Linked DNA regions of Mus musculus: regions 1 and 3 are each linked to region 2. Evidence: chromatin loops called from intact Hi-C (ENCODE). Cell type or tissue: gastrocnemius. All regions are shown on one strand. Links, peaks and the distances in the headings refer to the core of each region. The heading gives the core; the rest is flanking DNA. Region 1 has its middle 22 kb from the start of Uqcrfs1. Region 2 has its middle 19 kb from the start of Irf4. Region 3 has its middle 9.9 kb from the start of Gm35109.

Region 1 (10,928 bases), core at 978-8,977, 160 kb after region 2:
CCCCCTCACTCCCACCTCACCACCCTAGCATTCCCCTACACTGGGGCATCAAGCCTTCACAGGAACAAGGGCCTCCCCTCCCTTTGATGCCCGACAAGGCCACCCTGTGCTACATATGTGGCTGGAGCCATGGGTCCCTCCATGTGTACTCTTTGGTTGGTGGTTTAGTCCCTGGGAGCTCTGGAGGGTCTGGTTGGTTGATATTGCTGCTCTTCCTACGGGGTTGCAAACCCCTTCAGCTCCTTCTTGAACTGAATTTTTAAAAAGAAACCTCAACACGAATCAATAATTTCATGGATAACACAAATGTGAAACATAAACGCCATGGGATTTAAACTCAGGTTAAAGAAAAATGAAATGAAGAAATCTGTAAGAAAAAAAAGAGATGGATCGACAGAGAGAGAATTATATTAGCAATGTGGCCAAACCCAGCAAAAACAAAAACAGGCCCTCTCTCACATGCAGATCACAGCTTATACTATATTGTATGTGTATAAATGCATGAGCTACACATGAAGTATAACCTAAAAACTAGAAAGGAGATGGAGAGGTCATAAAAAGAGATGCCAAAGAAAGGAAAGAATGGTGGAGGGACCTGTGTGATATGAAGGTGGGAAGGAGACTGGGGAGGGGAGGACACAGAGGAAGGAGGGGGTATGAGCTGGGGACAGGAATCAACTAAAACAAATGCCATTGTGACACCTAACACTTTGTTTTTTCAAGCCCAGCCACACACAGGTCCGGTATGTACACATTCACAGGTCCAGGGATGACAGCATCACCCCACCAGACAAGTCCCACTGATGAGATTCAAGCACACATTTGTTTTCATCTTGAGGCCTTGGGCTTTGTCTTTCCTTCTCCCTCCTGTCCAAGCCCTGTGTTTCTCAGGGCAGAATCTTTCCTTTTCAGCTCCCAATATTGAGGTTTGACATGGTCCCTTCCTTCCCCACATGAGACTCACATTGAATTACAAGTCACTTGTTGGGAACAGAAACTGAGCTCTGAAGCCAAAGATCATCATGAAGAACTTTTTTTTTTTTTTAATCTTAACATGTAATAAGATTCCGAACCCAGATCAAAAAACAGTTCACTGAATCCATACTGAGAGTAGAGAGCCAAGCTACCACTGCAGGAGGGCAGACGGACACCGCACGAGAGAGGTTGCAGTTTTTTGCTGGGATCTGCAGTGCACAGGGACCTTGGCAGGAAGGCCTGCATGTGACCAGTACACACGGAGCAGCTTAGATGAACTGTGCCCTTCTTCACTAGCTGGGTTTGGGACATGCCTACAAAGGACCATGCTTGGTTTAGTCCATTACTGCATTGCTGACATCATCTTGGCAATCTTAATCATTTTTAGACAAGACTTCCTCATCTCCATTTTGTGCTAGACACCTCCCCCCATCAACTGGCTTGCTGGTCAGTCTAGCCTTTGGGGGGAGAGTACCATTTGAAGACTAGCCTATCCTGGTCATTAAGTGGCCTGTTCTGCTGATGTGAAACTATGGCCTTTGCCAGCTCCATTCCTAACACAGATTTCTAAAAATGAAAAAAAAAAAAAAGTTCCCTTAGTTGGCCTTAGTTGGTTGACATAGCAGCCCAGTTATCTGAGGGATTCTCAGTTGGATTGTCTCAATCAGATTGGCCTGGGGCTGTGTCTATGGGGCATTTTCTTGATAACAGATGCAAGATTGCCCATTCAAATATGGGCAATCCTGGCCCTGAGGTGTGGTCCTGAGTTCCATAAAATGCTGGCTGAGCAAGAGCCAGAGGGGCAAGGCATTTCTCTGGTTTCTGCTTCAAAGTCCTGCCTTGGATTCTTGCTCTGGTTTCCCCCGGACGGACTATAAACTATAAGCTAAAATAAGCCCTTTCCTCCCCTGAGTTGCTTTGAGTTGGTGTTTTATCACAGTGGCAGAGAAACAAGTGCAAACAAACAGCCTTATTTTTCCTTCTTGCCGTCTAAAGCTTAGAACCCACAGGCTCCAGATAGTTTTTCTATATCTTCACTGAGTCCAGGACTTCCAGCATGACCTGAAAGAGGTCAGAGCACTGCCTTCTTTGGGGAATTTGAAAATGCCTTCTCATTTGGCTTATTATTATTATTTCTTATTGCAGGTTAGTGTCTGCTTCAGATCTGTTTACATAGAAATGGCTTCTGGGAGATGCTTTGAAGAGTATCTAGCCACATATCTGTCACTGACCTCAAAGTCATCCTTAGCCAATGGCCTTCCCTGTTGCTAACAGAAACCAAGAAGCCCATTGGCTAGTGTTTTCTTGAACTATGTTTGCACAGGAGCTTCAATACAACCACAGTCAGATGCTTGCCCTCTGGGAAACACATTGAAACACCCTGAATTGTTCCTTTGACAGGGAATAGGAGGGAGAATTGCTTTCCAGGTTTGATGATGACAGTACTGTGAAGGTCACTCCCGGGCAGGTAGAACTTAGAAATGCAGTACTCCCCAAAGCACTTGGGCCCCAAGGCACAAAGTTGGGTATGCACTCATGTAAAGCCTCCAGGCCTTTCTTCATTCCCTACTGAGGCCGAGAACACTCTCACCTCCACACGAGCTCTCTCAGTGGAAGGAAGGCTAAGCATAAGCCAACAGTGTGTAAAGCTCCCAGTGGGCTCGGACCCCTGCCCTGATATTATCTCTTAGAAATACTGCCTGTCATTTGCGCAGTCACCAGATCATAAGTTCATGCAACGCCCGTGCACAAACTGCAAACTTTTTATGTGTCTCAGTGATATTTAAGTTGAGAAGGCAGACAAGGCAAGTGATAGGCACAGCCAGCTTGGCGGGAGTGACCGAGGAAAGGAAGAAACCCCATTGATGGGACTACAAAATTAGGCAGCTCCCTTGGAAGATAAATGTCAGGGAAAGTCTCACTGAAGATGTGAGATGGATTGGCCTCCAGCACATGTGCCTGTTTGGGTCTGGCAGAGGAGGGCACTCTTGGAATAGAGATAGTAGCAGCTGATCCTGGAAGGGACTGACTTATGTATGGTCCCCAAGAATGTTACCAGAAAGACAGGGAGTCCTTCAGGGCCGGGTAGAAGCTTTTGATTAGTATTAGAAGTATCATGAGGCCATTTCTCTGCTGAGGCAGCCACAGCAAGGTAACGAAGCGAATGGATTATGGTTTCAGACTGTATCAGAGGGGCAGAAGACTAGCTCCAAACAGATAATCTAGGTGTCACCTGCAAAGGGAGGTGCTGTTGAGGGTGTAGGTGGTGTGGATATGGAAAGAAACATATTTGAAGATGGGGCAGGGAGTAGTAAGACATAGGTCTTAGGTTTCTAGCATGGGAGACAGTATTACTTGAATCTATTTCCAGAAAAAATGAAATATTTACATTCAAGTCCAAGGTACGCTACAATAAGTTAAAATGTGGTCTTATTTGTTAAAAAAAAGGGACTTCTCACATGTTTATTTATTTCATTTTATTTAAATAAAAATTAGTTGATTAAAGGGGACCACAATGCAATAAGATAGATGATCTTATAGCACAAGAAAATTCAGAGACAGTTTCTGGCACCAGCAAGTTGCCAGGCTGGAGAGAGCAAGGGCTGTGCAGAGTGGGAACTGTTAAACAGGAGTGGGGGTGTGGTCAAGAAGCATCACTGGGACCCCCATTTCTAGGTATTGAGCAGTGGCTTAGCAAGGGGAAAATTCTATAGGAAGGCATCAAAATCTGGAAATAAAGCTTAGTGGGTGGAGAGCTTGCTACAACATGCATGAGGGCCTGGGTGTGGATCCTCAAGACCCATGTGAAAAGCTAGACATGGCTGTAGGCACTGTGTCATCCCTGGGTTGATGTAGGGGAGACAGGAGGATTAGTAAGTCTGCTGGTATTTTCCCTGTTCAGTGAGAGACCCTGTCTCAAGGACACAAGGTGGGTCTGAAGAAGTTCAGGGCATCTGATGGCTTCTTCAGATCACCACAGATGCAGAGAGAGGGGGGAGGGGGAGGGGGAGAGGGGGGGAGGGGGAGAGGGAGAAAGAGGGAGAAAGAGGGAGAAAGAGGGAGAAAAAGGGAGAAAGAGGGAGAAAGGAGAATTTCTTTAAAAAGAGCAAGGAAACCAGTCACAGGAGTCAAAGTCAGGAGGAACATATGGCCACAGCAGCAAGCCCATGAGAAGTGGACACTGTCCTGGTGTCTGTGGACCATCTGAGAGGGTTCTAGCCAAACAGAATGTCACCCTGCTCCTCTGAAGTAGCCAGAAGCCACCACCTGAGAGACAGGGACTGCCTGTCACCTTCTCTGGACTTACTGAAAGCCCAAGATGGCTCAGAGAGTCTTACACGCGTTCTCGCGACCGGCCAGGAAGAACACAGCAAATTTATTGCTTACATCTTCAGGAGCCAGAGAGCAAGAGAGCAAGAGAGCAAGAGCAAGAAAGCAAGAAAAAGAACAAGAACAAGAAAGCAAGGGAGAGAAAGCAAGAGAAAGAAAAAGAAAGCAAGAACAAGAAAGCAAGAGAGAGAAAAAGCAAGAGCAAGAGAGAGAACAAGAGAGAGAGAAAGAATGGCAAAACCCCGTCCCTTTTAAGGAGAATTATCCTCCGCCTAGGACGTGTCATTCCCTGATTGGCTGCAGCCCATCGGCCCAGTTGTCATCACAGGAAAGGCAGAACACATGGCGGGAAAACTGCCCCTGCACGTGTGCAGATTATGTTTACTACTTAGAACACAGCTGTCAGCGCCATCTTGTAATGGCAAATGTGAGGGCGGCTCCCAACAAGAGAGTAACAGGCTCTTGCTTTCAAGTCCAGTGACCTAAACTTGATCTCTGGATTGAGGGAAGGAGAGAACTGATCCCTGCAAGCTGTCCTATGCCCTTTGTGCATGCGCTATGGTGCGCTACCCCAGTAAATAAACAAAGGGAAAACACAAATGACTGCCAAAAGGAGTTAGTGGAGCTGTTTGTAACGACAGCCCTTGCCACAGGGGCAGGCTAGACAGCTCAGCTCCATGATAGTTGATTTTAGACCCAGCCCCTGAACTTGAAGAGCGAGAGGTCTTCCTCATCTTTTCTCTTTTACTCTCTCAAGCTCTGAGACAATCAACCACATCTCACATTCGGGTCATCAGAGGTATGGCTCATGAAGGACTTTCTGTGATACGTTCATATTTTTAGTCATCTGAAGAGTCACACTTCCATTGGCCTGGTAACTAGCCTGAAATGGAAGGTGAGGGCTGTTCTGGTGGCTTCATTTTCCAGTGTCATTGTCACAGAGTTTCTCCATTTCAAACTACCTTTCTCTGAACCACATCAAGGGAAAGACAAAAAGAACTGGGTTTGGAAGTACCAAGAACTCCAAGGCAGGCCTCAACCAGAATTCAAATGTGAATAGCACTTTGCCTAAAGGGGCCTACTGATCGGTTTTGAAAGGGCGGAAAGTATTGCCTAAAATTAAGAGCTACCAGTGGATACATATTCCATTTCTACATTAAACATGGGGAAATAAGCTACTTGGAAAGAAAGAAAATCTTATTTTTAGGATTATTTACAATTTACATCAATGATTTAGGAAGTTGGCCACAACTCTGATCCAGAAGAGAACATGAGACCATGGCAGGACACATGCAGAAGTCGCTGTGCATGGTCGGGGCCTCTTCCACAGTCCTCTGGCTCCCTCCAGAGGATATGTCGCTCCTGGATTAGTGAAGAAGACAACGCTACAGTTGCACACAAGTGGTCTGACTGGCCTATCTTTGTCACCGGCCCAGAGCTTCGAGGAAGAGCCACCAAGTCTCTTGGGATGAAAGTCTCAGGTCCGACCACTGGAGAGGCTTCTTGGATGTCCCGGTGTGGTTTGTCACCCTTCTGTGTGTGGAGATGGATTGGAGGGTTTGGGTACATGTAGTAAATGTTTAACAAATACATGTTTGATGACTTAACAATAAATACAATGCTAGCAAATTCAGGCTTCTGTATAACCATGGAACAAAAGACCAACACTTGCAAGGTTGTTTTTCTCCAGCTCGGCTTTTGTTTCTAAAAGGACAGGGGTGAGCATTAGCTTCTGATAGATGTGACTTAAGAGAGTTGAGACATGGGCCCCAGCAGCAGCACAGCCCATGGGCAGCAACAGGGCTTTAGGTAGCAGCACAGCCCATGAATCCACAAGGCCTTTGATGGTAACTTGGGCCTCGAACATCAACACCAACCCTGACTGCAGCAGGGCCTTGGACCTAGGCATGGCCCTTGGTGGCAGCATGGACCCAAACATCAGCATGGCCTTGGGTGACAGTCCAGGCCACTCATATCTGTATGGCTCCAGGGACAGCACAACCCACGGATGTCAGCATGGCCTTAGACTACAGCACAGACCATGGGCATCTGCATGACCCTTGGTGGTAGCACGTGCCACAGACATCAACACATCCACTGGCAGGCACACTCTTCTGCCATGTGCCCATCTGTGGCCTGCACTGCCACCAGAGGCTGTGTTGATGTCGATGGTCTGGGCTGCCTTCAAGGGCCTTGTTCTACTTGTCTGGGCCCCTACTGCAGGAGGGGACCATGCTCGTAGTCAGTATGGTCTCCAGAAACAGTGTGAAGGCACATGGTCTGTGCTTGCACTGACGGCAAAGATCAAGGAGATTACTTTGGTTGTCGTATCAATAACTGCAGACACATAGTTGAGGGGGAGGAGTGTGGAAAACTTCAGTGACACCCCTTATCCCTCACAACCCCCTCTCTCCCCAAAAGTAACAGCCTAGACTAGAAGCCACTGAAGAGAACACCTCAAGAGTATGATAAGGATGCTGATGTAGCTCTCCACGATTGATGGCTTCTGGTGGAAGTGCGGCAGGGGAAGGACTCAGTTCTGTTTAAGGGCAGGTTAGGGAGAGTTTGGCCAAGCTCCAGTGAGTACATGCAGATAGCACACATTAGATGTTTTACTCTTTTTTTATCTTTAAAATATTTTTAGGGGAGAGGTCACAACTGGGAAGGCAAACACAGGGCTGGGGAGTGAATATGATTGGGGAGCATGGTGTGAAACTTCCAGAGAATTAATAAAAATTCTACTTTGAAAAAAAAAGACAAGACAAGACAAGAAAGAAAAAGAAAAGAAAAGAAGAGAAGAGAAAAGAAGAGAAAAGAAAAGGGCTGAGGCATGAGTTCCCCTGGGAGAAGGGAATTATTAAGAAACGACAACCATTTAGCTTCTGTGATAAAGAGATAAGCATTCTTAGTCACAGATCAGCACAGGGTCTTGAGAGGATAAAACACAGGGCAAAAAGGTCCTGGTGTATGACTTATTGGGAAGCCCAGGAGAGGCTCAGGGTAGGCACTCAGGGATATAGAAGGGGTCTCCAAAACAGTCACAGATGTGTGCTAGGGGGACACAGTGAGGAGATGGGGATTTCAGAGGCTTCTGGTTCCCATCGTCCCTCTGATGAAAATGTTCCTAGAAAGGAAGTGACTGACTCTGAGTCACACAGTGCTAGGACTAGAACCCAGCAGTCTGCCCTTTGCTTCAGAACCTCTGTCTCTGAATCACGTCTTAAGGCTGAGGGCACTAGTGGAGACCTCTTAGGCTGTAAGAACCAGCTCTCTACAACTAGTTCATTGGAAATTGTGGGCTACTGGAAAGTGACATTAGTATTGGCTACTGGGCAGGGGACATTGTCGAGAGTTACCAGAAACCCAAGATGGAAGAGTTACATAGCTCTTCAGACCACAGGAACATCTCACGGTGCATCTTTGGGCACACTGTGATTATTGGATGTAGGTTTTGTCCTGGAGTCCCAGTAACGTTCATAAGCTAGCTAGGCATGGATCTCAGCTCTGCCCCTGGCTACCCCGACAGTTTCTACACAATGGCTTTCTCTCCTTCGATTCATTTTCCTCTTTGAGATGGTACATTCTAGTAGTATGTGCTGTGATCTGGAGTTTGACTGCTCTTTCTTACTCCAACATTGCCAAACAGGAGCAGGGAGATTGGGAGCATATTTACCTCTTTGTGCTTCACTTTAATCAGCCATAAAATGAGGACAATTGTATTACCTATGTACAAAGCTGCTATGGTAGTGAACAAGTTTGCTTGCATAAGGAGCCTGCAAGAGGGTCTGGAACAATCTTCAATAAAGCACAGCTGTTACTTGTGTTCACTGATGGCCAGACATAGGGGTGACAACATGGTCTTAGATGACCGAGTTTTGTTGAGCAACGGATATATGTGCAAGTACTTTGAGACTTGGAACATGGAGGGCCAACCATTTAAATGCGATAACTTTAGAAACCAATCATAAAGAGGCCTGTTCTGCAGGTACTCAATACATTGTTATGGATTTGATGGCTGCTATTTTAACCAAAAGGATATTTCATTGCAAAAGGCCAGTTCATCCTTCAAACTGCATGTTTGAAGAGCTTTAGGCTTAGATACCGCTGGTTTCCCCGTCTTTTTACTGAGGGACATCCACCAGTTTGTCCAGCACAGGCTCTCTGTAGAACTGGAAATAGAGATATACTACACAAACATCATCCATATTGCCTCTCTCTGTAGTCTGGGGAACGAAATACAAAATAAATTCAAATTGGTTTCTACAGTAAGATTAAAGACTGGTCGATATTTGACTTTACTCTGTGTACAAGCTACCAAGCCAGCTTGCTACTGCTTTGTGGATAGAAACAAAGAGCATTGTTAGGTGTAGCACAGAAACAATCACTCAGCAGCAGGTTTGTTCCCCTTGTCCCACTTCCCACAGGTAAGCAGTATGCTCGGATTGATGCTGGGCATGCAAAAGAATGTAGAACACAGGGGGATTCACCAACCAGTCAAGTGTTCTTTGACTGGGGGCCTCAGGCAAACCCCTCAGGGTTACAAACACAATTATCCCTCAGAAATGGACTAACATAATAATGTCCCAGCAGACACTTTTGTTACACCAAAGACTTTTTGTTGTTAATATTTACATTTTTTTTAAGAAGAACCAAGCCATCCCTACACATAGATATTGGTGGTGGGCAGGACAGACCACATTTGCCATCTTTGCTTTTAGATATGACCTCTACTGGCAGTGTTCTGTTTTAGACAGACAAGACTTCCTGGAACCTCAAGGTTTCTTCTTGCCTAGAACTGAAGACACCTGGCCCCCTGCATTCTGTGGAGATGACCTCTAATGCCATTGCTGTTTCTTCTATATGTATAAGGTTTCCTTTAAAAGAAAACATGAATGTGAAGAAAGGCAAAGCCAAAGGGTCTTGGTTATTATGTGCATAGCCCTTCTTAGGAGGTTTGAGAGAAGGGATCTGACCTCGTGGTGAGCCACAAGTCCTTGCTTGCTCACCAAAGGGGCCACTGGGATTGGTTGGGATGTCTCACTTTGAACTAGTTCATCTGGTTCTCCAGGTCTGAAATGGAAGTTCGTATCCACAGTGGTATACATTACTGTACAGCTATCTCAGTAGCTATCTGATGCATGGAAGATCAGTATGTGTTTCAGAGTCCACACACATAACAGATGACTCCCCCAACATGACCATTGGGTTGGGAACCTCAGTGTGGAAAAGATATATGGAATCCTGAAAGGAAGGAGAGTTTACTTTCTGCCTTGGTGCCCTTGTGACAGGGTCACTCGCTTTATAATTTGTTTGATAGTTTCATACATTTGTACAATGAATTTCAGACAGTTTCCCCCATGCTCGTCTCACCCCCTACTGGAATCTTTCTTCTCCACAAATCTCCACTTTGCCTTATTCGTGTCTCCTTTCGTGTCTCGTGGCCCACTGAGGTCAATTAGAGTTTCTTTCCCAAAAAGGGGTGGGAGGTGATTTACTCGAGTGAGGGAAACTTGTCACAGGTTACACTACTGAAGAAAACGACATCTCTCCTCCAATAACCATTAGTTGCCAATAGTCTCTCAGGGAGGGGCAGGGCCTTGTGGTTCCTCCCCCATCGATGATGAAATGTTAAACTGTCCAGGTTTGTACAAGTCTTATGCAGACAGCTATAGCGGCAGTGATCTCATTAGTACAAAGGCTATAGCATGTCTGGGAGACAGCTTCTTGTGGCACATCTCTCCACCTCTGGCTCTTGAAAGGGACAGGTGTCTCACTGGAACCTCTTCCCCAGAGATGGGAGGCCCTGTACTTGTCAAACACCACCTTTCCCTTGCAACTTTCTGTTACAGGAAAGTCTGGTCTAAAGCTGGCTTCCCCTGCACCCTCGTCTGAATGTTTGGTTAAAGAGCACAAGTTACCTACACCCATATTTAGGGCTGGACAGGGAGAGGGTGGAGGAGGAGGAGGAAAAGGAGGTGAACTATGACAGGGACACTCTCACCTAACAGCTTAAGTGTGCAGAGCCCCGAGAGGGTAGTGAAGAGGACCACATGGTATAGTCACCGGGGCACACATAGCGCCTGCACAATTGTGTTGGGCGTCTCCTCCGGGATGCCTACTGTCTACATGCCAAAAAGCAGGAGCCACTGTGTCCACTCAGAACTGTCTCCCAGTGCACCTGGCAGAGTAAACATAAGCAAAGATTAGTCTGGGGGGTGAGAGGAAGGAATGTGGCATGAAGTTAAGGAGGTAGTAAATCTCCTTAATAAGTCTCAAGTGGCACAGACTGCATCCTAAATCCATATCCTACTAGAATTAGACAGGCATGAAAAACTATTCTTCACCTGTAAACGGGAATGATAGTCTGAGTTAAGTTAATTCAAAGTCACTGCAGAACCTTCAAAGCAAGTGTCAGTTAGGAGAAGCTGAGGCTGATCAGATGACCTACCTACATTGTGTGGCAGATATTTCAGTACTCTCTCTGAATGGTCCTCTTAGTTCATCTTGCCTAGTGGCCAACTCTCAGCAGCTTCTACCCTCAGAGAGCCAGTTGAGGGAAAGGGCTGGAGGTCCAGTCTAGCCAACCTTTCTCTGTTACCTTTGACCAGTTCTTGGAAATGAAA
Region 2 (10,928 bases), core at 1,282-9,281:
AGGGCTGTGTTATAGCAAAGTCACATATGTGGTAGTTCTATTTTAAGAACTTGAAGATTTTTTTCTTTTAATAAACTTCTGTACTGATTTTTTCATAGTGGCATAAAGATTTGTGTCTCCTCTGGCCACGTAAAAGATCTCTCTTCCCTTACACCCTCAACAGCACTTGTTATTATTTTCTTGATAATATTAGACATTCTGGCTAGGACAAGACTCTAGATGTGGTTTTAATTTGTATATTTTTTTTTGTAGTATGGAATTGAAAATGAGCAAAACATGCCATTTATTGTGTTCTGACTTTCTCTCTCTTTCCCTTTCTCCTTTCCTCCCTCTCTCCCTCACTTCCTTCTTTGCTTTCCCCTCCCTGTCCATCCCTTCCTTCTTTCCCTCAATTTGAACCAACAAATAAAAAAACATACAAATGTATTGTTTAGTTCACTTTCCATTTCTGTGACAAAACATGTGATCCAATTAATTGAACGGAAGACAATCTTGTGTTGGATTATGAGTTATCCCATAGCTCCTGGTCCCACTTTGATTCTGTGACAGCAAAGCATGTCAAAGGTACGCAGAGAGAAGGCTGTCCCATCACGGCAGCTGGGAAGCAAGAGAGACAATGCGTTCTGTGCCCATAGCCCCTTCCTGTGGTAACTACAACTGGCCCAGCTTCTCTCCACTAGACTCCACCTTTTAAGGTCCTACAGTAGTTCAATAGATGGTGGCAGAGCCCTTGGGGGGACGTTCCAAACCACCGATGTACCGTGCACAGTAGTATAATCTGGTGTCTGGATAGATTGTGGAGGGACTGGATTAAACAGACTGATCTGCATTTCCTCATTCGTGTATCTACTTAGCCAGTAATTTTCAAGTGCATAATTCATTGTCTTTAACCATAGTCGCCATGAGATCCCACAGAATTGCTCTTCTTTTCTGACTGACATTCCGGGTCCTTTAACTAACATCTCTCCCATTCCTCTCCTGCCCTGTCTCTGTTAACCATTCTAGTCTTTGCTTCTAAGTTGGATGTCTTTAGATTCCACATACAACGAGGTTCCACAGTGGTATCTTGCTGGGCCTGGTCTATTTCAATTGTGGCTTCCACATTCCCTGTTGTTACAAAAGCATGACTTTCCTCTTCTTGATTTGCATACCATTAACCATATTTATCATACTGTGCATAGGACCCCAGAAATCCATATTTTTTTGGTCTGGATGGAATTCTGTATCCATTGGCCTACCTTTCCTTCCCCCATGAACCTTTATATCCACCATCTGCTGCTTGTTTCTAAGAGTATAAAATTTATCTTTCTATCCCTGGGCATTTAACATGATGTCCCCCAGATTTATCCACGTCATCACAAATGGCCAGATTTCTTTCCCTTTGAAGGTTATATATTATTCTATTGTGCAGGATCACTGCTTTCTCCATCTAGTCCTTTCTATTGGTGGACATAGAATTTGACTTGATATCTTGGCTATCAAGAGTGAGTGGTTCTAAAAAATGTCTTTGACGTGTTCATTTAAATTTTGGGCATATATTGAGTAGTAGGATTGTTGATGCTTTATGTATTTTAATTTCTTCATCAGTGGACTAGGGTTTCTTTTTCCCCTATGGGCATTCTTTTTATTTTCTTAACGATTTCTTTATTTATATTTTATTCGTGTGAGTGTTTGCTTACACAGATGTAAGTGAACCATGTGCCATGCCAGGTACCTACAGAAACCAGAAGAGGGGGTTAGATCTTACGAAACTGCAGTTACAGGTGGTTGTAAGCTGTTATGTGGGTGCTGGGACCTAAACCCAGGTTTGCTTTAGAAGCAGCAGGTGCTCTTGACCACTGAGCTCTCTCTCCAGCCCCAGGCACCTTCTCTCTCTCTCTCTCTCCTCTCTCCTCTCTCTCCTTCCTCTTCTTCTTCCTCCTCCTCTTCTTCCTCTCTCTCCTTCCTCTTCCTCTTATTCTTTCTTCCTTCCTTCCTCCTCCCCCCTCCCCCTCCCCCCTTCCCCTCCCCCTTCCCCTCCCCCTCCCCCTCCTCCTCCTCCTCTTTCTCCTCCTCCTCCTCCTCCTCCTCCTCCTCCTCCTCCTCCTCCTCCTCCTCCTCCTTCTTCTTCTTCTTCTTCTTCTTCTTCTTCTTCTTCTTCTTGTCCTCCTTTTTATTTTTCCTTGCTATATTTTATCTTTCATCTCCCCTAGGAACTTCCAAGGGCAAGGACCATACTTTTTATTTCTTATTTTTCAGCACACTGGAAATAGTGTCATGCACAGAGTAAACTACTTGTCAAAAAAATTACAATGTTGTAGAATGTTTTAAAAATAAGACTAATTTTTAAAATTCTGCTTTATTTTGTTTTTTAAATAGCATTCACAGTGATGGGTTTCATTATAACATCTTGATGCATGTAAACCACATAGATCAAAACAGTCACTCACTATCACCACTCGCGGGCACCCTCTGATCTGTTTCCCATGCCTGCATGTGCGCTCACTCGTGTGTGTGTGTGTGTGTGTGTGTGTGTGTGTGTGTGTGTGTGTGTGTGTGTGTGTGAAATCTAGATTCTACATATGTAATACTTGTCTGTTTCATTTCCTTAAGAGGATGATCTCCGGTTTCATTCATTTTCCTGCAAATAATGTATTTAGTTTTTGTTTATGGCTGAACAAAACCCCACTGTGTGTTGCTGACAGGCATCAAGGCTGGTTCCTTATCGTGGCTGTTGTGACTAATGCAGCAATAAACATGGCTGTGAAGGACTTTTGTGGTGTATTGACTTAGACTCCTTCAGATGCATAGCCTGGAGTAGTATAGCTAGATTATATGACGGTTACATTTTCTTTTTCAGAACTGCATACTCATTTCTAGAGTGGCTGTTCCAGTTTACATGTCTACCAGTAATGCACAGAGGTTTCCCGTTCCTCCTAGCCTCAGCGACATCCGGTGCTATTGGTTTCTTGGGAAAGCTATCCGATGGGACATAAGATAGATCCCCAGTGAAGTTTTGATCTGCATTTACATGATGGCTGAAAAAATGGTCAAGTGAAGTTGCACTTTATGGTCTTTCACACTTCTTTGAGAACAATTCAATTCATTTGCTCAGTCATCAACTAGATAATTGCTTTTTTGATTTTTTTTTTCTCCTTAGGTGTTTGACTTCTTTACTGATTACAGATAGTAATCTGTGTCAGATGCTTAGCCGACAAAGACGTTCTGCTGCCCTTTGGCTGCCTATTCATTCTGTTCATTGTTTCCTTTGCTGTTGGGGAGCTCTTAATTCAAGCCCATTTGTCAATTCTTGGGCTTGCTTCCTATGCAACCAGAGTCCTTTTTGGAAAACTCCTTGCCTGTGACTCTTTCTTCAGTGTTTCCCTCTAAAAGTTTTTGAGGTCTACATTAAGATCTTTGATCCGTTTTTAATTATTAACAATAACAATTATTATTATATGATTATATGCACTATATAATATATAAACACATAATATAAATATAATAATAAATATTGTTATTATTGTAATATATGGTACAGAGGGAGAACAGATCCAGTTTCCTAATTTTTTCTTTTTTACCAGTCAGTTACCTTTGATTGGACACTAGTTCTCAGTCAGGGTATGAAGGTTCAGCCAGTTTAATTCTTCCTAGATTGGAGTGGGGCAGACGGTTATGCTCAGCCATGCAGCCAGTGCCCTCCATAGTGACTCCTCTTCATGGGTTCTTGCCTCGCTGTTCCGGTTCCTTGTAAGAAATGCAGTAGTTGAAAGCCACGTAGGCTGCCAGTACCATATTAATCCCCGAGATGCTGCCTTTCCGAATGCTGGTGTACTTGTAAGTATTGATCATGCCCTCTCTGGAAAGGCTCCTGCAGTACCACTGGGGATGAAATCCCGCATCAATATCCAACTCGGCCACTCTCCAACTTTAACCTCCACGAGCTTCTTCTTCTTCAGTGGCACAAGCACCGCCATCTTGCAGTCCTGGTGTCCGCAAACATCCAGCCGAGCGTGAGGGCTCCAGTTTCATTCTTATACATGTAGACCGTTCATTTTCTTTAGCAAACTTTGTTGAAGAGGCTGTTGTTAGGAGACAGTTTCCCCGAGTCCTCCTATCTCAGGGACAAGTTCCATCTTGCTGGTGGGACCAAACTGAGTTCACGTTCCCAGGTTCCAGAACTAACTCTTATTATATCTGCTTCCTCGGGCATTTCTGTTAATATGTAAAGGGTGCAAAGAAGAAAGCTGTCTATCCCGTTATCTGAACTAAGGCACACAGATAGGCAACTGCCTGTCTTAATTTAATTGACTATGTGCAGTTTGTCGACTCCTTTGTTCCATCATTATTCTAAATTCCAGACCAGAGTCCAGGAGAGGACCTGACTATAAAAGCTGAATTGGGACCCTGAAACCACGTGACCTGGATAAGACCCAGCCACCAACATTAAGTTCTTGACTAACTCCTTGTGTCAAAATATGATTGGTCAATGCAACAGTCCACTCGGTCCTCCACCCCACCCCCACCTCCTGCTTTGTGTTCCCATCCTATAAAAATATTGTACAGTTTCCCTTTGGAGGGTGCAGTTTCAGAGGCAGAACTGGCTGCCTCTTTGAAAGACTAGAAAATAAAGCTTTAATTTTTAAACTTCTGTCTCTGAAGTGAGTTTTTCTTGGCTTCCAATTAGAACCCAATAGCTGTCTTTTCATATATATATATATACATATATGGCATTTTTTGAAGATCAAGTGTCTGTAGCTGTGTGGATGAATAAATAAAGTTGAATGGTTTCATTATTATACAGTGGCTTACACTGAGTTCCATCTCTTTTTGTATTTTTTCCCCTACATCAACCCAGAGGTACATGGTGCTTAGCTTCTGCCAGGGCATTGGACATTTTGGTGATTCTATTTTTATCTATCTATCTATCTATCTATCTATCTATCTATCTATCTATCTATCTATCATCTATTTATTTATTGTGTGTGTGTGTGTGTGTGAGAGAGAGAGAGAGAGAGAGAGAGAGAGTCTTGATATGTAGCCCAGGCTAGCCTCACTGAACTCGTGGCGAGCATTCTGCCCCAGTCCCCTGAGTACCACTTTGCATGGCTCTCGTTTTGGTTTTGAGGGGAGCAGAATAATTTTTTTTAACGGCTAGTCCCTCTGGTAGTTTGGGGACCTCTCTGTCATCTGTGCTGTAATGTTTTTTTGGTACCGCTAGTCAGCGATTTTGCGGAATGTCTCTCCATTGCCCGATGCTTGTTCTGGTTACGTTGAGGTCAGTGCAGTTTTGGTAAAAGTCCCACAGAGGTGACACTGTGTCTTCAGTGCATGACATTAACGGTCATGTGACAGTAATGGGCTTATTAATGTCCCCGTTGCCCTTGATAGTCCAAGTAGGGCTCTAAGTAAAGGGTTTCCCCTCTGATCACCGATCAGGTTTTCTTTCTGGTTGGTGTCTCTCTTGGGAGAGATAAGTCCAGACTATGCAAATACAGCCTCTCCCACGTGCTGTGCCTGGTGACTCAGTGACTGGGTAGTCAGCCCAGAGTTAGCACTGTCCTAGGTAATGGCGATTTTGTACTTTTCTTGTCCGGTCCCCATTTACTTGCCTGAATTCTTCTACAAGCAAGAATGCCCCAGCCTTCTGTTTGTTGATTCATTCAATTCTATGTCAGTTTGGACTCCTGTACTTATTTTATTTTATTTTATTTTATATCATATAAACATTTTTCCTTTTTTATTGGCTATTTTCTTTATTTATACTTCAAATGTGTGTATTTGTTTTATTCCATGGGTTAGATGCTAATGTTCTCATAATTTGCTGTTCAAATTCAAATTACACCAGTTTGGTCCATCAGGAGTTTTTTTTTCTTTTTGTTTTTGTTTTTCTTTTTGATTGGCTCAGTAGCCTCTTGATGTGTTCCTTTCTTTTTCAAGTACTTCCTTGTTTTCTGGCTGCACAAATGTCTCAGGCTCCTCACATAAGCTCTCCCTTTCGAGTCTGGGCACCAACCACTTCTCCCTGAGTCCCACCGTGTGTTGGAGCTTTTTCCAAATCATCCCTGATTTCAATCAATACCTTCTTTTGGAGCTGCTGACCACCACAATCCTTACCACCTAGAGTAGCTCCCACACATCCTAAGCAGCTCATGGGTGGACGCACTCAGGAAGAACAAGCCAAGATCAGCCACTCCCATCTCCTTTAGTGGCCCTTGGTCACTCAGCAAACCGTCCTGTTGAGCAGCCAGAGAGACCGGACCCTGAAGCAATTCCAGCTCCTGCCAGCCTGTGGAGCCTGAAACTCGGAATCAAACCTCTGTCCTCATTTTTCTAAAAATAGTTCTTAAGGAGACAGGATCCCCGGACGGCACAGAGCCACCCAACATAGCACAGGCAGCCTGAAGATGGGAACTCTGGGCAGGGACATTAGTGGACATACATGTGTAAGAATTTATCAGTGGATATGCACAGGTAACTGAGAGCCATATCAAGAACCACTCAGCAGGCTGAGGACGGTAAACACTGTAGCCCGCTGACTGCGTGTTAGAGTACTGCTCAGTCTAGAGCTAAGTACTTGAAATCAGCATTCGGGGCTTTTCTTGGTTTGAATACTTTTCTCCATTCACTGCTACTTCATGGCTGGCACTAGGAGACACAGGGCTGCAGTCACAGAAATTCCAGAGTGGCAGAGTAAAGTGTTAATAATTTATGTCTTACAAGAAAAGTCATAGGTTTCCAGGGTCATACAAGATCGTCAAATACTCTGAGTCATTCCAGAGTGCAAGAACTGGGGAGCCTGTGGAGACTTGGGGTTGCCTTTGGAAGCTTGTGGGAACCCAGACTTTGAAGGTGCAGCCTGCTCTAGCCTCTGCTGCACTGCCTCCGCCTTCATTCTTCATCTGTCACACATGATGCTAATCCAACTGTGCAACTCACTTCTCTAGTAAGTGGAGATACCGTAGAGAGCAGCCCTTGAGACAGATGAGTACCCCCCATCCTCACCCCCACCCTACCCAACAGGCTTTGCACTTTTTCTTGTGGAAGGTGCTAGACAAGTGCTCTACCACTGAGCCACACCCCAGCCTATTTGTTGCTCCCTAGCAACATGCTCTTTTGGAACTTCTAGGCCACCAAGTCCAGATCCAAGTGTGACGGCACCATTTTGATTTGGCTTGGTTCTTGCCAGTGGGAGCTCCTACAGGCCTCCTCTCAACCTCCAGTGACCACACCTTCCCTGATGGTTCTACAGAGAGGCAGGGAATCTTCAAGCTTGACCTAAGGGGACTGATATGGGAAAGGCCCGCAGGGGAGGGGAGAGAGGCTTGTAGGGTGGAAGAGGGTTGCAAAGGGGAGAGGGTGCCGCCTTTGAGGAACCGAAAGAGCTGCAGGCTGAGCTGGTGGGCAAGCACTGAGGAGGTGGGGCTCAGTGGTTACTGCTGCAGCAGGCTGGTGCAAGGGAAGGCGCTCAGGTGGCTTTCAAGGGAATTGAAGCCTGGATGGGCTTCGGGACGGGCTGATTTAGGATGTAACAGTGATAACATCTACTGTTGGAGCATCAATCGCCACATAGATGGTATTGATACAGGGATGTTGCTGTTTGTCACTGCCACTGCTACTGTTGTCATTGCTTCTGCTGCCACAGGCATTGCTGGTGCTGCCCTCTGGTACTATATATCTTCCTGCTCTGCTGTGGCTACTGTTAGTACTCCTGCTGCTATGGCTGCTGTCCTCTGACACAATGGCTACTGGCCACCATCTCTTCTGTCTTCTGCATTAATCTCCACCCAAGAGACTGTAAGCAAAGTCCTGTCTTTTACCTTGATCCTTCTTCTCCATGTCTCAAGACTAGACCCCAGACACTCTTCAACACTGCTGATAATTTAAAGAGAAAGTGCTTGGACCCAGGTTCAGGGAGCTTGTCTCCTGGCCTTAGGAAGCTTCCCTTTGGAGACCAAGAGTGACTAGGAGGCAGCGATTCCACATAAACCTTTGTCAGCCACCACTAAGTACATCAGCCTGGGCTTCATGGAAAGGCGGTTTGTGCCCCAAGCTTTCACTTCTTAGACAGGCAGGTGCCAAGTATCTGTGCCATGCCAGGTATTATTCTAGGACCAGCCCCTCAGAACTTGCATCTGAGAGAGGAGTGGCATCTCATGCCTACACAGAGCTGCTTAGTCCTATTGCAACATTAAGTGCTAAGAGGTAAACTGAAGAAATCCTTAGCCTAGACAGAGACAGAGGCCTCACGTGGGCACCTGTAAGGTACTGCATGACCTAAGAGATGGTTCTACAGAGAGGTGGTCTCTAAAAGCCTGCAGGTGATTGTAGATCCTTCCTTGGGGACAACTGTGACTCACCATAAGTATCCTCCTTCAGTGGAGTTGTGGGTTCCAGTTTTAAGCAGAGAACCCTCAAGCAAACCAAGAGAACTCAATCACTATGCTTGAGATTAAACACTAGGCTGTTTAATACTGACTCTGTCTCACAGGAAGGAGGTGGGGGCATACCTTGGTCCCACCCCCATCCTCCCAGAGAGACAGACAGACACACACACAAATACACACAAACACACACACACAAACACACACTTACTGTCTGCTCTCTGTAGAAGTTTAGAGCACGTGGACTTAGGAAAACCCCACACTCACTGAATGAATGATTTATTCAATAGAATTTACAACAGACATCTCTGGGGAGGTTGGCATTGATGAGTAAGACTCCATCCCTTACTCTAAATACCGAATCCTCCCCGCCCCCCTCAGTGTGGCAATGTATCATCACATGTGCACAGATGAAGGTCTGTGGGGCAACAAAGAATGTGTCTGGGGGATGAGGAAAGGTTCTGAAAAGCTCAGTTTCGGAGAAGAGGGAGGTGGTAAGCTTCCTATGAGACGGCTCACCAAACCAAGGGCCTGCCCAAGCCGAATCCAAGTGGGTAAATCACTCTAAAGGGATGGCAGGAATTTCAGCACAGAGACTAGCAGCCTGGGGCCTAGCACGCTGGGCTCCAGGCTTTGCTACATCATGCCACAATACAGCTTGTTGTCCTGGCCTATGTAGCCAGTGTCAAGGAACTGAAAGACTATAGCCAGCACCAGACAACTCATTTAAATAGTTACCTGCAGACTTTGTGGTTTATAATTGAACCTTACACAGACTTGAGGACATGCTGTGTCTCACAGTCTATGTGCACTGTCAAGCCAGGTCTCATGAAGGTGCACTACAAGCAGCCCTCTTCTTGCTTCTAGCCTAGCCTGGGCTATGCTCTTGCTTCCCAAGAGGCAACCACAGTGATTTTGGCCCACTGTTTTCAATCTTTATACATGCACTTATAAACTAGATCTGACTTTCTTTTTCTTGTTTTAAAAAGGCTATGGGCATTTCCTGGACTTGGTGGTACATCCCTGTAATCCCAGCAGCACTTAGGGGGCCATGGTAGGGGGATGCTGTTCCTGAAGCCAGCCATAGCTACATAGCAAGACTTGCCTAAAAAAAACACCGCACAAAACAAGAAACAAACAAAAACAGACAAGGTTGTAGAGAATATATTTGAAATGGACAGTAACTGTACTTTTATTATATATATATTTTATTATGTATTATATACATTTAGTTTTACAAAAAGAGCAAACATAACAAAATGTTATCGGTGGTTACAGTAGGATCAATCAAAGTGGCTGTAATAGTCTACTTTGCAGACTTTATATTTCTTTTCTTCACAAAAAGCAGAAAGGGGGCTGGGTATCTCAGTGGTTTCAGGGCAGTCGCTGCTCTTGTTGAGGACATGGGTTTGGTTCTTAACACACTCATGGTGGCTCAAAACTGTCCATAACTTCACCAGGCATGGTGGCACACGCCTTTAATTCCAGCACTCAGGAGGCAGAGGCAGGCGGAATTCTGAGTTTGAGGCCAGCCTGGTCTACAAAGTGAGTTCCAGGACAGCCAGGGCTACACAGAGAAACCCTGTCTCGAAAAACCAAAAACCAAAAACCAAAAAAAAAAAAAAAAAAAAACAAAAACAAAAAACCAACAACAAAAACCCAAACAAACAAACAAACAAAAACAAAAACAAAACCACCACCCCCCAAAAAACCCCATAAAACAAAACTGTCCATAGCTCCAGTCTCAGGGCATTTGACTCCCTCTCCAGGTCATCAGGAATACATGTGGTATATACACACATATACAGGTATACATATTTTTAAAAATCCAACAAAACTGGAGGAGCCAGATGGCAGACCACTCAGGCCCTCCAGCCGCTCCATTGACCTTCTGGAGACAGCAATATGCAGAACTCCTCAGTTACTCTTCTGGGACTTCCTGGGGCCCCTTCCATGGGTAGGGGAACCGTGGGCTCTGATGCAGGACCTCACTGGCAGCTACTTTGTAAAAGCTCGCGTGGAGTCCCTGTTCCATCATTTTAAACTGAGTAGGTTTCCCATTGGCTAGAGAATAGAAAGAGATGGAGAACCAGACCGGATGATTCAAGGTCTAAAATCCTCAGTCTGCAGTTGGCAGGGAGCTGTGGGGAGCTGCAGGGAGCTGCAGGGAGCTGCAGGGAGTGAGATGAGGCCCCGCCTTCCTTCACGGTCATGCCCTCTTTCTGATTCAGTGAAAATATGACCAATCTCTTTCTCTTTCCGAAGGCATGGAAAGCACCTCCCAGGATAGGAACAAGAGTTCAAAACCCCTCTGAATGCTCTGTGCGGTGGGAACTCCAGCTAATTAGCATACACGACGTCTCACCTACTTACTGTTTTCAGCTCTGCAGTACTGTAGTATGTAACTATAGTCACATGCTGTGTGATCAATCTCTTTAACTGCATGGTGTGTACACATTTCAAAACATTTCAGACGCAATATTTTGGTCAAATTAAAAAAAACAGATTAAATCACAGATTAACATGTGCTGTGCTCTTCAGGAGGAGAGATTGTTTATAAACACA
Region 3 (10,928 bases), core at 1,357-9,356, 130 kb after region 2:
TCCTTTCGTCTCAGCTCCAAACTTTGCTGCATATGTATCAGAAGATGGCCTAGTTGGTCATCAGTGGAAAGAGAGGCCCATTGGTCTTGCAAACTTTATATGCCTAAGTACAGGGGAACACCAGGGCCAAGAAGTGGGAGTAGGGGGTGAGGAGAGTGGGAGGGAGGGCATGGGGGACTTTTGGGATAGTATTGGAAATGTAAATGAAGAAAATACCTAATTAAAAAAAGGAAAAAAAAGAATTGCTTTTCTACATCACAATTTGATTTCTCCCCCACACTCACTGCTGTTTTGAAATGTAGAGTTGGTACATGCTGATTATGTAAGGACTGGAAAATTATGGAAAAATAAGTTCAAAATCACAAAAAGTCTGATAGGATTAAGGAGTGATTGGCATTTGGCATCTAGTAAGTGTTCTCACCATGGTAACCTTTAGCATGACGTCAGTCACACTCAAAGGGCACCAAGAAGCCACAAATTGCAAACCAAAACCAAATAGGGAAGCGAGGCAGGGCATCATGGAGAATCTGTGTGGCAGACACTATTGGCTTACCCACCTATCAGTCTCCTGCTCCTGTCTCTGTTCTAGACATGAGCATTGAGCCTTTTCATAGCCTCTCTGCCTCCTGGGTGGCTGTGTGGCTACATATCTGGTCATTGGTCATTGACGTAGCAAATGAAATCTATCAAGTATCTCCCATGATAATGCTTGATATTTTACTAAAAGAAATAGTATCACCTTTTCTTATTTCTTCCCTTGACTACAATACCTGAGATAACAACAGCTTGCCTCTATGGTGCATATTAAAAAGACTTGTGGCTGAATTGTGTCCAGGTAAAATTCATATGTTGAAGCTTGGATGCCAGGACCTCATATGGAATTATATTTAGAGATGGAGTCTTTAAAAGGTATGTGAGTTAAACTGGGCATATTAGGGTGAACCATAATCCAGTCTGGCTAGTGTTCTAAGAAGAAATTAGAAAGTGAAGAACAGTGTCAGGACACAGTATGAAGATAGCCACTACAAGCCAAGAAAAAGGACCTCACATGTCTATTTGGTGTCTGTCATACACACACACACACACACACACACACACACACACACACACACACACACACATATGTTTGAGGCATCCCTGGACAATGAATACAAATGCCTGATTACTTAAGTTGTTACTTTCAACTGAAAGAATTCTGAATAATTTCCATTTCTTTAGAAATGTGTGTGTGTGTAGTGAGATTTAAGATCCACATAAGATTTTATAGTCCCTCATATCACAACTAAAGAAATATAGATTTTTGGTTTTGGCTATGCAGTAGCTAGATTTTCCCCCCTCAGTGCCAACACAATTTTTTTTTTGGTTTTCGAGACAGGGTTTCTCTGTGTAGCCCTGGCTGTCCTGGAACTCACTCTGTAGACCAGGCTGGCCTCGAACTCAGAAATCTGCCTCCCGAATGCTGGGACTAAAGGCGTGTACCACCAATTTTTTTTTTTTGAAGAAAATTTCTCAAGTCTTCACAAGAATCCCTCCAAATATTATAATGAAAGGAAGTTTTACCTCAACTAAACCAAAACAGCAGCATCACTGCCATTGAAACAGGTAAACTGCAAACTAAAGTCTAGGTGCCTCAGAGTCCAAACTATGAAAACTGACAGTCGATAACAATGAACGTTTATGTACTTATTGGCCTTTCAACGTCCTTAAGTCATCTTGTCCCTGAATTCTGGTATAACCATAGGGAAGATGGGTGCTGACGGCTTTGGGCTTTGTCACCTTCGGAAAGGGCACTGCAAACCAATGTCTGTCTGCAGCTGCCAGATGCTTCACGGGGCTGTGATCCTCGGGAGTCCTTGGCTTCAGAGAGTGTCACCTCTGAAAGGTTTTGCCCACTAGTAAAGTAGATCGCAGGTTCTGAGAAAGGACAGGGAACCTCAAAACTAGGTGTGCTGGAGTTGAAGGTCAGTTAGATAATTCAAAGAAGTGCCAGTCAAATACCAAAGCATTATGACTAGTGACAGCACTGTCGACCAACACCTGGGTAAACTCAGATTTGCCCATAGCCACTGTGCAACTGGCAGAGAGACAAACCTGCTTAGTGCTGAGGGCAGAAAGAAAAAAAATTCATCCTATGATGGATGCTTTCCTATTTTCTTCTTTTCTTTTCTTTTTTCCTGTGTGTGTGAGTGCTTGCAGAGGTCAGGAGATAAGCTTAGCTGTGGTTCCTCAGCTGCCATCAATCTTCTTTATGTTTATGAGATTATCCCTCATTGGAACTCAGCAAGTATGAATGTCCCATCAGTGAACCCAGAAGGCTCCATTTGCCTCTACCTCCCCAGCACTGGATTATGAGTGTGTGCTGCTAGTCCCAGAATTTGCGTGGGTTCTGGAGACCAAGCTCGAATTCACACGCTTGCAAGGGAAGCACTTTACTGACTGAAATAACTTTCTAGCCAACTGCAGTGTTATTTCCACTGCCAAATAAGAGAATCGGAGGACCCAACATCCATAAATAGGAGAGAAACTAGACAAACTTTTTGAAGCTATTAAATAGAATGTGAAGGTACACGAAAGTTCTGTAAGTCCGATCAGTAAGTAAAAATGTAAGGCTTTACCTGTGTGAGTGTGCGTGTGTGTGTGTGTGTGTGTGTGTGTGAATGTGTGTACATTTGAAGGGCTTACATTACTTCTCAGTATTAGACATAGGTTAAGGAGATGGTATCCAATGGGAATGGAGTTTAATTTGGGGTTCAGGGTGTCTTTCATCTGGATTCAACACAAAGCACCAGGACTAGCTTCTCAGCTGCTGCCTCCCAGAGCTGTCACCCTCAAAGGTGGGTCCTACCAGGCTGTGAGAAGTTCCCAGGTTTCACTTCACATGGCCTGAAGCACAAAGTGCTGAAGGGTCAGCCCCACGTACCACACATGCTGAGGGGTTTCAATTTGACTTTTGAGAGCTTTTAAACCTGAGGGACAACACCAGCCACACACACACAGGTGAGTTTCATTGTTAAAACCATTGAAACCGGTTTGGAGCCACAGAGCCCTCCTACACCCCTGCCAGAGCCTCTGTCCACATTTAGATATTATGGGAGGGGTATGGTCCTGAAACTTGGACCACTTGTGTCTCTGGCAGAATTGTGTACCTTCCATTTTTTTCTCCTTCCAAAAGAGGGTTTTCCAGAGTAAGGATGCTAAAATGGCCCAACTCTGGGGTTCACCAAGGTCTTCACACATTGAGGGAAAGAGAAACCACTCCTTTGAAAAAAAATCAAAGTTTCCAGGGGCAGTTTATTTTAATTCTATTCTGGCTTATACAAATAGCTAAAGAAAGTATGTCTCCTCAGTCCAGAAGGGTGAAGACCATTTTCCAACAGAGACCAAAAAGGATTAGTAGACAAGCCAAACAAACAAACAAAAAACAAAAACAAAAAAAGCAAAAAAAAAAAAATCTAATCAAAAGAATGAAAAAAAAAAGCTTTTTTTTTAAATAAAATTTTACCTCAAAAAGTTTGACAACTATTAAGCTAGAATAGGTAATAAATGAGCATGACCTTACACGAGGTTTGTTGTAAAGCATATTGCATTTTAAAATATTTACACGCTGTAGTCTGCTGTTGCTGTTTGGTTTGTGTCTTTCTTGCTTTCCTTACTTCTTCCTGCCATTCCAATTGCCTCCTTTCCTTTCCCATCCCTTCTTCACTGCTCAGACTCTTGGCTGCATTTCCCACCCACCATCTTTATTCCCCGAGGAACCTGATTATGTTCGGGTATCGTTGGCTGAAACAAAACATAAAAGCCATTCTTCTCCCAGGGGCTGGTCTAGAAGAGAATGTGTCATCTTGTGCTGACCGATGATACAAAAGGAAGTTATCTTGAAGTGACTCAGAAATACTCTCCTCCCTAAAAAGGGAGATGGATACCAAAGGAGAAAGGCCAGATCAGAGCCACTGACTTCCACATTAAACCACGACAGAAAGAGTCAGTTCTCACTGTCACTGTGAAATATGATGTCTGGCTTTCTTGAGACCTATTAAGTAAATAGAATGCCCCTGTATTTTGAGCCATGTTTTTAAATGTTACTTCTAGCCAGAAAGGAAGAAGGAAGGAAGGAAGGAAGGAAGGAAGGAAGGGAGGGAGGGAGGGAGGGAGGGAGGGAGGGAAGGAAGGAAGGAAGGAAGGGAGGGAGGGAGGGATAGATAGACAATACATAGAAAGATAGACAGATGGTGTAGTGGCGGTTGACACACACATCTTGAGCACATAGAATGCTTCAGGGCTAGAGGAAAAACTTCAAGGGTCTTGGGTTGTAGAATCTCAAACCCCTTGACTGAGATGGGCATTCCTGCAGCACAAGTCTGTAGAATGACTGCTGCTTCAAACAGACCAACAGACAGACAGACAGACAGACAGACAGACAGACAGACAAAACACTCAATATTTGGTTACAAGGGACATAAAGGATCAAAGTGAAGAAATCTGAGGAAAAGGATTGCAACATCAATACCATCCTGTGTGTCGCCCTTGGAGGTAGCTCCCTGTTACCCCAAGAAGCCTCATCACAATGCACACTATCACAGCCCAGGAGCAAACATTCCTCCCATGGTGCAAATCTATGGTTTTAGAGTAAATAGCAACTATTACCTAATGAACAATAAGAACAAAAAAGCGCCAAAAAACCCTCATGTGTGTATGTGTGTTGGGGAGGGGGGGTCTCTTGATGATGATTTTCTTGGAGACGCTTTCCTCTCTGAGAGTCATGCCACAGTAAGTCAGGCATCCATCCCTTCCAGAGCTTTTCTGAGACTCTAGCTCTGCATGTCAGCAGTACCAGGCTCTGAGTACCACAAAACTGAGTTGTCTCATCCTGAAATGCCCACAGAGGAAGTTATGTCCCAGCTATGGGGCTTTGTAATGAACCACAGACGCTGAATACCTGGTAAGCTTTTCCCTCGCCACTTTGCTTTCTCTGCCTCCTGAGTTTTCCCCAAGTTACTACTTTCCTATGGAAGCTGTGTTTCCTTGGGTGGGCACTGCATGGCCAGGGCACTCAGCATCATGACAGTAGGTCTTAGAGGACGAGAAAAGAACCAGGAAACATGCAAATGTCTGGGTCCTTTCCATCAGCATGTGCTCTGGATCCCAGAAGGGTAGAATGGGTGCCCTCTCCAGACTAGGTGCTGTTGCTCTGGCCTGAGAGAACAGGAGCTGTCCTCAGAGTTAAAGTAACATGTGCAGACGTTCATGGCCAGCACCTGAAGCAGAGATGTGGGGACTAGGTTTGATGTTTTGGGTTTTTTATTTTTTGGGTTTTGCCTAAGTGGGAGCGGTGGAGGGGGGGGGAGAGGTGATGCAGCCATGGAAGGAAGAAGCCAAGATCAAGTGGGCCTGCTAGGGTATACAGGGTCCTCCCTTATTTGTGGAAGTACATCTTAAGATCCCTAGTGGATGCCTGAAGTTACAGATGGCACGGGACCCTATATATATAGTTACAAAATCTTAACTTACCCATTAGACACAAGGGAGTGATAATAAGAACAGAGAAACAGGAAAATAATAACATACTCTAGCAAAACTTATTTAAGTCAATTGCTTACTTCTAGAATTTTCTACTTAGTGTTCATAGGCCACAACAGCCGAAACTTTTTAAAAGTAAAACTGCAGGTAAAGTACCAGAATGAGTAAGATAAGAATAAACACATATGAAAATTCCATAATAAACACCATTATCATGTATAGTTGACTAAAGACTAAAATATATTATTTCAGAGATTCCTGGATTAAAGTGTACTCAGCTTTGGTCTGTGTCTTCCTGTTTCTACCTCCTCTTTACCTCCTAATCTCTACAGTAGAGATGGTAATACTGCCCAATGGCATTGATATTTAAGTTGGCATTAAGAGTGACTATGAACATGATACAGTACTCGGCACAAAACAAGCATTCACATGATATTTTAAATAATCTAGCACATAGTTGAAAAAATATGTTAGCAAAGAGTTGTGAGGAACACCACATACTCCAAGGAGTTTCACAGTGAGGGAGTTCAATATTCTTATTACCCACGTGTGTATTTGATATTCGGGATGCTACACTTTCAAAACCCAGAAATCAGTGCCGCTCAATCAGCGCCATTCAGTGCCTTATCAGATTCCACCAGGTGGTCAGCAGAGCTAAGAATCAGTGCCAGGGGGTTTCCGTGTGACACTTTTCAGAGAACCAATTTGTTTTCAGCCTCTGAGATATGGGGTGGGAATGCAGTCGGTAGCAAGTCCTGAGTAACAGTGGCCACTCTGCCACCTTCTGGGTGCATGAGGAAGGCAGTGGTCTGCTGACCCGGACAGTAAGGTCTGAATCAGGCTTCCAGTATGACTCAGCCCTCCTTCCCTGAGCCTATTTTCGCAAAGGCTGTCAAGATGTTCACATGCAAGACGTTCGGCGATGAAGGATCTGAGTGATTTCTGGAAATAGCTCCGCTGGTGAGATGCTGACACTTCACAGATTCAACAATTTGTGACAGCCTGAGTCACCGATAACAAAGCCATCAGCCAACGGTGCTTCTCACATGGCAGGCCTTGCAGAACCATGAGAGGGTGCATCCAAACAGCCTGCGCCATTTAGGAAGCAATCTGGAGTCAGGCTGGCCAAGGTGTCCCTTCTGAGCAGAGCAGCCAAGTGAGGAAGGAACCAAAACCTTTATCTGCTCAGACTCCTGAGAATCAGACCCCAGTGGCTTCCGTCTGGGGTCGACATCATCGTTATCCGCTTTCCTTGCCTCGTAGGTTGAGACGTGCCCACATTGGGGCAGTATTTTTTTGCCCTGTAGAGAGAGAAAGACTCTTGTACTTTACCAAGCACCAATTCCCCACCAATAAACGTGGGGAAGATTTTCTGGAAGTGCCTTTCCCCTCTGTGCATCACATGGCTTCATGTGCACTTCTAGGGTGTTCACACTTGCTGGGCACCTTGTCCGCATCCAGCTGATGCCCAGTTGTGCTGTACTTAAAATTACACCAACTCTTGCTTCAGCTCAAATACATCCTCTCTGAACCTCTCCTTCCTCTTCTGAGCGTGGAATGAAAAATGCCATCTTCCTTAGCGTTGTTGTGAAGACTTATGGGCGCAGGTTACCTGAAGAGTCTAACGCAGAACCTGAGATACAGTCAGGTTGTACCACAGGGGGTCAACTGGCCAGTTTCACGGAGAGGACAGTGCCGCTCTTCTCAGCACCCAGTCTCACCAGCAGGAGGGCTTTAGAAACGTCTAGTACATGAACCGTGGTGAAGCTGTTGTTGTCCTGCTTTGCAAGCGGAGGATAGGTGAATTTGTCTGTTTAAGGGAAAGTGTATGCCTGATCTAGGAACTTGGCTTCTATGTTCTTCCTCTAGGAATTTCTCAAAAAGTTTTTCATTACAAATGACTCACAGCTAACTGTCAAACTGGTGTGAGTAATGAAGTATAATTATGACTTCTCACAGTCCCAGAGGTTTTGCAAGGACCAAACACTATATACAGAGTCATGGTCTCATGCTTGACTCTTGGGATTCTAGTATCTTCTAGACAGCAGATCTGCCAGGTGTCACAGCCACTCAAGACTGAGAAGATAGTGAGTGTACTTAGGAATGATGGGCTCCTCGAAGGTTCTCAAAGTCCTCGCCTCATGCCTCAGTGGCTAAGGTAGAGTTGTGGGAATCCTTATGACTGTGAATGTTCTAGAGCAGTGGTTCTTACATTTATAATTGTATGACAAGAAGACTGTGTATTCCTCAAGTAGCCTCCTGTTCTAAAATATCTTTTCTTCTCAGGGTTATTCCAGTGCAAGTATCCAATGTAATCAGATTCGCTTTCTGCAGCATATCCAAGAACAAAGTATGAACACCACTAAATCAATAAAAAGGGTAAGTGGCTCAGGGTCTACATTCTGATAGACCTTGCCGGCTTGCTCCCAGATCTGCTGGGGGAGGGTATCAAGAATCTGGTTGGTGGGATCAGGGCTGTTGATGTAGACTACAGCAGCCTATTATGATGGCTACCTTGGGTTTAGTCTAAGAGTTTTGTTAACAGCTGTGCCTACAAAACGTGTTCACTCCCAACCAGTTTAAACATTTCTGAAGGAGGCAGGGATGTTAAAGTGGCGGGGAGTTTTTGTTTTCAGTTAGCAATTCTTCATAACGATACTATGCAACCTGAACTGCCCATCATGAGCTGGGTGTTATCTGACCTGCTGTGGTTTAAATCTGGACATGTCTAGAAATAAATCTCTCATCAAATGAAAGTGGTACATACATGATCAGGCATGAGCAGATCCTATAGGCACAAGTAAGTTACATGAAGAAGTGATCCAAATGTCTCTGGTCTCCCCCTATAATGCTTTCTCTATCCAAGCACGCACCTGTGGTCCCATGGAGTGTTCTTGTTTTCTTTTTGTTGCTGTGACTAAGCACCATGACCAAGAAGCGAGTTGGAAAGGAAAGGGTTTCTTTCATTTTACACTTCCAACTAAAGGGTGTCACTGAGAGAGGTCAGGTCAGAAACCCAAGGAAGCAGAAACCATGGGCATCACTGCTTACTAGCTTACCTCTCCTGCCCATGTTCAGACAGCTTTTTTACACAATTCAGAACCCCCTGTCCAAGGGTACTTCCACCCACAGTGAGGTTTTCCCTTCTCTCAATTAGCAATCAAAATCTGATCAAGGAAATTCTTCAAGTGTGGTTCTCTCTTACAACTCCAGGCTGTGTGGCGTTGACATCTGAAAAGTAATTGAAAGATCAAGTGTGCCCTGTGAGCAGGTGAGTGGGAAGACAGCATCTGGCTCCACACACTACTCAAGCACAACCCAGAGGGAGAGAGCATCTGTGACATTATGGCTCCTTTTTGGAGACAACTCTGAAGTAGGTTGGTGAAGGGAAACCCTCTCACTGGGCAGAACTTTAGGCAGTGTGTGTAGTTATGAATTTTTCTTCAAAGACAATTGGCCACTATGTGTCATTATCTATTGATCCTTAGGCTATAATTCATTTAGCTGAGTAGTTGGAGACTCGGAAGCAGCAAGATTAGAAAACTGGAGAGAAAGACACCCAGAGAACAAACATGGGAAGATTTCTCCAAACTAGCAAAAGTTGTGTAGACACTCATGCCTCTTGCAAATGCTCCTTAAAAAGTGACCTCCACCGAAGAGGACTTCAGCAGTCAGATGAGATAAGCCGCTCTGTGGCTTTGTCCTGTGATCTGGGTGGCTTGTCATGATGTAAAGAAGCAGTAGAGGGAGGAGTAGGAAGGTACTGGTGTCTTTTTCTTGAAACCTCAGAGCAAGGTTACTGTCATCATTGCAAAGGCATCTTCCTCGTTATGACAACTATAAGCTTATTAAAAACAAGTGTCTGTCGATTCCAGTGAGCTTTCTCCTGAAACACTCTTTGGAAGCTTGTCATCTAAAGTAAACTGTATCTCATCCTTTTAAAAGAAAATTCATAAAACAAAAGCCTACAAAGGAAAAGACTGACTTGTGTCTGTGGCAGGATGGAAGAAAGGGGACTCCCCATGTAATGTTTTCTCAGAACTTTTATTCCCAGGACCACATAGGGCATGGAAATTCAAATGTGAGGTTTGAGACAAATACAGGAAGGGAAATCAGTTCCAGTTGGATATATCATTATGACATTTTCCATCCAGAACAGAAAGGATATTGACTGTTCATATGCACTGAGAGAATCTCATAAAAACATTCTGTCTGTGGTCTGTGAGCACATCTTATGGACATTAGATAAAACTATCTGGGTTTGCATGTTTAACAAAGTCATTGCATCCTAAAAGCCACAGGGTCTGTCCCATACATCTGATTTAACTGCATAGAAGCATTGAGTTGTATGGATTTTAGATCTGGTTAAATTTGGTCTATGGTGTTTTTAATTTGTTTTATAATAAGGTAACAAATGTCTCCAGTTTTCTGACTTGCAAATGGAGTATTTCCCTTTCGGCCATCATAAAATCCCCCTTGGCAGTGATGGCCTCTTCCTCAGTAATGCCTGGTGTCTCTCTTGAGCTTGGCTTCTCTGTGGAAAAAGTGGAGACTTAGATAAACAATTGCGAAAGAGCTGAAGTGAAATCTTGATGTTTATTAGAGTCCATCGGATCGGCACGCACTCAGTTTTGTCTTTCTCTCATTCTCATTAGTCATCTTGCGCACACAGAAAATAAAATATTCACTTCTTTTGGCAGAATAGCTTTCAGTTTGGGGAATTACAAAGACTTCACAGTTTTAAGTTTCAGGGGGAGAAAATATGTTTTATTTTCATCAGAACGTGTATTCTCGCCTCCATACCACTGTTTACATTTACACGATTAAAACTGAGTTGACTTAGCAAATACTGTCATAGTTAGCTATTGGCTTTCTCAGCCACAGGTGAGCATCCCTATCCTGAAGACAGGATAGGACTCACTTCCAACTGATCATGGTGGCCATGGCTATCTTCTTTTTAAAACTTATTTTCAATTAAAACATCATTTTATTACTTATTCTTTCCCCTTTCTCCCTCCAGCCCCCCCCCCAGGTCTCCTTTTAACCATTCTCAGGCCCCCTTCTCCCTCCCTCTGAAATTGATGGTTTCATTTTCTTTCTTTATTATTGTTACCCACATAAGTGGATAGGTGCACAGATATGTAAACATAACCCGAGTACATAATTGCTTATCCAATACTAAGTGGCCAGCCCTGAAATCATGTTCACATGAACATCAAATGACTCTCTTCTCAGAGAAACCAGGAGTGTTTCAGGAGTGCTCACTAAAATAGAGGCAAGTTAGTTTCCTACTATGCTTTTGACAATTTTGTTTAAAATAAAAAAAGAAGAAGAAGAAGAAGTCAGTTCTCTGAGCAAGCGTGGTGGTACATGCCTGCTATCCCATAATACAGGAAGCATTTAGTAGATTG

Evidence for each region. Peaks named below come from ENCODE experiments on the same cell type or tissue, not always from the same donor. Only the 100,000 strongest peaks of a DNase experiment are listed, where the experiment ranks them.
Region 1: it touches region 2 in a loop (3-fold over the local background); 8 of 42 quality-filtered maps call a loop at or near these places.
Region 3: it touches region 2 in a loop (2.8-fold over the local background); 11 of 42 quality-filtered maps call a loop at or near these places.

Annotation. Positions count from the first base shown.
Region 1 is chr13:30,561,703-30,572,630 of GRCm38, reverse strand. No RefSeq gene overlaps it. Among named protein-coding and RNA genes, the nearest start is that of Uqcrfs1, 22 kb to the right of the region's middle. In gastrocnemius, for the core only: a CTCF peak has its summit at 5,648; a DNase peak (open chromatin) is centred at 5,657.
Region 2 is chr13:30,724,805-30,735,732 of GRCm38, reverse strand. No RefSeq gene overlaps it. Among named protein-coding and RNA genes, the nearest start is that of Irf4, 19 kb to the left of the region's middle. In gastrocnemius, for the core only: a CTCF peak has its summit at 6,259; no DNase peak of the experiment used is centred there; H3K4me3 peaks cover 248 bases; H3K27ac peaks cover 574 bases.
Region 3 is chr13:30,599,552-30,610,479 of GRCm38, reverse strand. No RefSeq gene overlaps it. Among named protein-coding and RNA genes, the nearest start is that of Gm35109, 9.9 kb to the left of the region's middle. In gastrocnemius, for the core only: a CTCF peak has its summit at 6,313 (motif pointing left); a DNase peak (open chromatin) is centred at 6,344.